Linked DNA regions of Homo sapiens: region 2 is linked to region 1. Evidence: chromatin contacts called from ENCODE Hi-C data. All regions are on one chromosome and are shown on one strand. The core of a region is the stretch at or near the end of the contact, and the rest is flanking DNA. Distances in the headings are between cores, read along the strand shown. Region 1 holds the start of CYBA (cytochrome b-245 alpha chain). Region 2 holds the start of SPATA2L (spermatogenesis associated 2 like).

Evidence for each region. A loop is a pair of places that touch in the nucleus more often than their neighbours do. Pooled maps may share reads with other maps.
Region 2: a loop to region 1 is called in a pooled map, with 8 times the contacts of the local background. The contact joins the promoter of SPATA2L here to the promoter of CYBA in region 1. A Hi-C loop is called at or near these places in 2 of 168 maps with a recorded cell type or tissue (CD8-positive, alpha-beta T cell and ascending aorta), 1 of 37 single-sample maps with no recorded cell type and 11 of 50 pooled maps.

The regions. Positions count from the first base shown.
Region 1 is chr16:88,649,603-88,652,302 of GRCh38, reverse strand. It overlaps CYBA (cytochrome b-245 alpha chain), which reads left to right and starts at 1,250. Exons shown (of 6, transcript NM_000101.4): 1 at 1,250-1,347. The coding sequence starts at 1,290. It overlaps MVD (mevalonate diphosphate decarboxylase), which reads left to right. Exons shown (of 10, transcript NM_002461.3): 10 at 1-363. RefSeq lists enhancers at 651-800, 228-1,122, 1,123-2,016, 2,017-2,700 and silencers at 1,061-1,340, 1,491-1,640.
Region 2 is chr16:89,700,358-89,703,057 of GRCh38, reverse strand. It overlaps SPATA2L (spermatogenesis associated 2 like), which reads left to right and starts at 1,353. Exons shown (of 3, transcript NM_152339.4): 1 at 1,353-1,430; 2 at 1,825-2,128. The coding sequence starts at 1,826. RefSeq lists silencers at 758-1,477, 1,648-1,747.

The sequences.
Region 1 (2,700 bases), core at 1-2,500:
TTTGCCAAGATGGGATGGGGAGGGGGTATGAGAACTGGCAGAGCCTCGGTGCAGCAGGGCTGAAGGGCTTTCTCACCCCAGCTCTGGCTATGCCCAGTTCTCTGAGAAAGGAGCTCAGTGGGGAGGTGGTCCCTCCAGCGGACCAGGGAAGGGGTCACCGTGCTGGGAGCAGCCTCCTTGGGCCTCAGGAAACCACCAAGTGCCTCGGATGGTGGCTGCCCACGGCGCTTCTGCTGAGACCCTGCCCCCGGCCCAGGTGTCTCGGAGGGTGGCTGCCCACGGCCTGGGTGTGGCTGGAATGGTGGCAGGAGTGGGCACCAGTGCGGCCCCGGTGGCCATGGGGAATAAACCAGCATTGCTGCCTCCGGCCTCCGCCGTTTTTCTGTTTCGTAAACCAGCATCCCGGGGTTCCTGCTCTGAGTGACCCTGGCACCTGTCAGGGAGTCCAGGTGTGCCCCATGAGGGCCTGGGGGAGGGGCAGGCTGGGCAGAGCCACAGAGGGGCTCCCCTCAAACCCCACATTGGCTCAGGTGGGACCCTCAGGAGCAACCCCAGGTCTAAAGTCTTCCCATGGGCGCTGGGCTCACCACCCCCACGCCAGCCCCTGCCTCCCGTACCCAGGCCGGACGTGACGGGGCCGTCCCTGCATTCTGTGCTTTCCCAGTTGTACACATCCTGTCCCCTCCCTCGAGTCTCAGTCACAGTTCAGTGACCTGGTGACGGGAGGCCCCCTGCAGTGTCTGACCCAGGCCACGCCTGTGCCAGCCCAGAGCCAGGGGGAGGAAATGGGGGCTGGGCCTCTGGTCCCCATGGGGAGGCCACCCTTGTCCTTGGTAGCATCAGGGTGCAGAGGTGTTCCCGGGCTGTAGGGGTGACTCCCCCACCCCCCAAGGCTCTGGAGAGGCCGATTTGCTCAGGAAGCCGACCTTCACACCTTGTCCTGCTATTAATAGACGCCTGGTTGACACGGGACCCTCGGTTGGGTCCGGAGCATTGGGCAGGGGCACTTGTCAGTGTTTGAGAGCTGAAGTTTGGGAAGCCCTGGGGAAGCGCAGGAACTCCCCGCCTGGGCTGGGGCTGCCGGGCAGGGCCCCTCCTATGCCTCGGCGTGGCTAGAGAGGGCGGGGGCAGAAGGCTCCGGGACAGCCCTGCACCCTACAGATGCGGGTCTCCGCCCAGCCGCGGTCACCTGGGGGGCTGGGGGCGGGGCCTGGGCGGGGCGGGGTTCGGCCGGGAGCGCAGGGGCGGCAGTGCGCGCCTAGCAGTGTCCCAGCCGGGTTCGTGTCGCCATGGGGCAGATCGAGTGGGCCATGTGGGCCAACGAACAGGCGCTGGCGTCCGGCCTGAGTGAGTGCACGTCAGGGACGGTGGAGGCTGCAGCCTGGAGGGGTGTCCCAAGACCCCAGCCGGGACCTCGGGCTACTTACAGGGTGGGGAAGTGGGGCGCCAGGCGGGCCAGGCCGGGCCGGGGTCAGGCCAGGAGGGTGCGGGGAACGGGGGCGGGACCCTCAGGCCGCGGGCTGGAAGGAGGAGTTCTGAGACCCCCAGTAATTCCCTTGCAGACCCTGCGGAGCGCGGCGCCCCTCCCCCATTCCCTTCTCTCGGTCCCCCGACTCCGCGAAGGAGGAAGTTGCAGCGCAGGGGAAGAGGCGGTTCAGCCCCGGTGGTTTCCGGGGTCACCGCCCCGAAGCCCCCGAGTGGGGGCTCCGGCCTGGGCATCGGGAGAAGCTCCCCTGCCCCTCGGTAGCCAGCTGGCCTGGAGGTCGCTCTCCCTGGGCTTGGGGTGGGGAATGGGCTCATGCCCTGGGGCTCAGCCCTTCTCATCTGGAGTCTGCGCTGGAGGCGGTCTGAGATTTCACAAGGCGCCGAAACCACCCAGTGACGGCCCTGCCCAGCCCAGCTGCACAGGCACTTTGCTCTTGGGGTGGGATGGCACAGCCCCCAGTCACCCTCCTGTGCATTTGCTCAGAGGTTCTGGTGAGGGCAGCGGACTCCATTTGGAAATGGACCCTCTCGGGACCAGGGCCAGGGAGTGTCTGGCCCAGCACGGGTGAGGCTGGGCTCAGGCGAGGTCTGAGGGCAGAGGCACCACTGCAGCAGCTCCAGGAAGGACCTGCACCGGGGGAGGAGTGCCTGGGAAGGGCCTGGGGGCTGAGGGTGAGGAGGAGGGGCCCGCTGCCACCACTCCCCTGGGGCTCTGAGCGCCCTCCCTGTTGTCTGGAGGGTGCGTGGCAGCTGGAGTGGGAGCAGAGACCTCAGGGTGGGAGGGCTGGAGGACGGGGCCCTGCAGCCTGTCCTGTGCCCAGGAAAGTGACCGCCTGCTTCGAGTCAGCGGCCAAGAAGTCGGTGGGTCAGTTCAGACAGCTCTCCCCAGAGCTGCCCCGTGAGACTCACCCTGCCTGCCCCGCACTCCCTACAGGAAGTAGACGGACTGAGGGCACCCAGCTGGGAGCCAGGAGACCTGGGCTCTAGTCTGGCCTCCTGCTGAAACCCTCCAGGGGCTCCTGGCCCGAAGAGTTAGAGCCAGACTGGACGCCCTGCACTGCCCGCCCTGGCCTCCCGGCTCTCCGGCCCCCTCCTCCAGCTGCCGTGCTTCCTTTCTGTTCCTAGATCTCCTGAGCGTGCCCCAGGGCCTCGGCACAAGCTGCTGCTTCTGCAGAGCCTCATGGCTGTCTCATTTATTTCTCAATTCAAATGCCA
Region 2 (2,700 bases), core at 104-2,603, 1.1 Mb before region 1:
TCACGATTTTTTTTTCCAGACATTCTCGCTCTGTCACCCAGGCTGGAGTGCAGTGGCACGATCTTAGCTCACTGCAACCGCAACCTCTGCCTCCCAGGTTCAAGTAATTCTCCTGCCTCAGCCTCCCAAGTAGCTGGGCTTACAGACATGTGCCACCACGCCCGGCTAACTTTCGTATTTTTAATAGAGACGGGGTTTCACCATGTTGGCCAGGCTGGTCTTGAACTCCTGACTTCAGGTGATCCGCCCGCCTCGGCCTCTCAAAGTGCTGGGATTACAGGCGTGAGCCACCGCACCCGGTCATGATCACTATTTCTAAGATGCCAGCAGGGAACTTCCAGGTAAAAAATCTAAGAAAAAGGGGGGACCTCGCCGCCCAGGCCCAGGGAAAGTTTCAACAAACTTGGGCCTTGGTTTTGGTGGCCTGGAGAGATGAGGGACACAGACGTGAAGTAGCAAAGCCTGCCCAAAGCGGGGGTGTGGGGTAGGGGTGGGTTTCGGCTGGGACCTCCAAGGGTCTCCCTCATCCTCCTCTACTTCTGGGCAATGCGAGAAAGTGGCTGTAGCACAGAACAGAGGAACCCGAGCGAAGAAAACGTCCCCGGGAAGTCGTGGCCCAGATTTAGCCTGGGTGGATCCGCAGCCCAGGTCAGCTTTTAGCCTAGAGAGGGGGGCGGCTTCGCCCTGCCTCAGAGACCCGCCCAGACGATGCTCTCAAGGGCTGCAGATGGCAAGTGCAGGAGGCCGGGAAGCGGAGCCAGCATAAACAGAATCTGAGGTCCCCGCATCCACCTGAGGCTGCTGTTTCAGACGAGGCTGAAAGGCTTGTCCTTCCGCCCACCTTCCGTGCCGCGGGCCCCTCCCTCAAGGGGATGGCCCCGCCCCACAGGGGAGGCCCGCCCCCGGATCCGGCCAATCCCCGCCAGGTAATGCAGGTGGCCCCGCCCCGCAGGAAAGGCTCTTCCCAGGATCCAGCCAATCCCCGCCAGGTAATGCCGGTGGCCCCACCCCCCAGGGGACGAGCCCGCGCACCTGCTTCCCCGCGGCCGGGTCGCCTGGGGCTGGGTCCCTGTCTCGTGGGGAGGAGCGGCCCAGGCACAACGTTCCCTGAGCGCCTGCCATGAGCCCGCAGCCCTCGGCCCAGCGGCGTCGTGAACGATACCGGTCCCGCGAGGAGACGGGCGACGCGGTGACAGGAGGCTCTCGGGGTGCCTCGCGCAGGGGCTCGGCCGGGCTGACACCTCCTCCTCCCCTTTCACCAGGCCCCGCCCCTCCTAAATTATTCGGAGGCGGGGCCTGCGCCAAGCCCCGCCCCGCCCCCAGCGTCACGGCCGCGGACCCCGGGCGGAGCCGACTCCCGGCGGAAGCGCGCGGCGCGCGGGGAGGCCCGAACTGATCCGCGGCGGCCGGAGACCGCTGGGGACAGACAGGTAGCGCCGTCACCCGCGGGATCCGCAGCTCCATCTGCCGGGCGAAGGGGCTCTGGTCGGGAGAGGGCTCAGCGGGCGGAAGCGCGTCTCTAGAGAAGGGTGCGGTCGATAACCGGGGGCGCCCCTGGAAGGCCGAGGTACCCAGGCTGGAGGGAGGGGCTGGAGGTGCGGGGGCGCTCAACTGGAGGGGCCTGGATCGCTGGGTGGGCGGGCAGCTGATGGGGCCGAGGTCTCCAGCGTAGGGGGTGCCGAAGATACCGGGGGCGCCCAGCCGCTGGGGGCGGGGTCTCCAGGCTCGAGGGGTCCTGGGGACGCTGGGTGAGGGTTCGGGGAGAGCGCGGCGGGCTGGGCGCGGCCTTAGGTCCCTGACCCCCCCGACCCCCGTCCGCCGCAGGATGGGCAGCAGCTCGCTGTCCGAGGACTACCGCCAGTGCCTGGAGCGCGAGCTGCGACGGGGCCGCGCGGGCGTGTGCGGGGACCCCTCGCTGCGCGCGGTGCTCTGGCAGATCCTGGTGGAGGACTTCGACCTGCACGGGGCGCTGCAGGACGACGCGCTGGCTCTGCTCACCGACGGGCTGTGGGGCCGCGCCGACCTGGCGCCCGCGCTACGCGGCCTGGCTCGCGCCTTCGAGCTTCTGGAGCTCGCCGCGGTGCACCTGTACCTGCTGCCCTGGAGGAAGGAGTTCACCACCATCAAGGTAGGCGCCAGGCCAGGAGGAGCGCGCCCCTCGTCCTGGCCTGCGGGTCGCGGGGCCGCCGACCATGGGGGACCACGCCTTTCGAGAGAGAGGGGCTTCAAGTGTCCTCAGTGCCTGGTGGGCTCCTCAAGGCTCCGAGCGCTGAGGGGTCGTGGGCGTGTGGGGGCACCCACTCCTAGGGCTGAGAACATGGGGTGGGCGAGGGCAGGCTTGGGTGCTGCCTACGGGGTCCTGCCCTGAGAGCTTGCGTCAGTGTCTTCCCTAAGAGGCCTCGCGGCCCCAGTTGCCATGGAAATCTTAGGACGGGGGCACAGAAGGGACTTGAGTTCCCATGGTCATCCTAATTCCTCCAGGTTATGGGCCAATCCCATTTGCAGAGGAGGCCGCCGAGGCTGGGAGGACTGCAGATGGGTGCATCCCTGTGAAGTCTCAGGGCTGGGCTCAGACCTAGTGAACTCCACGGCCTGGGGCGGGAGGCTGTGCCCAGGGCTGGCCTGGCCTCTCCAGGTGAGCTCCTGGCGGCAGGAGGGGGCAGGGCCGCCGGGAGCTCTGAGCTAATTCGGAAGAGTAGG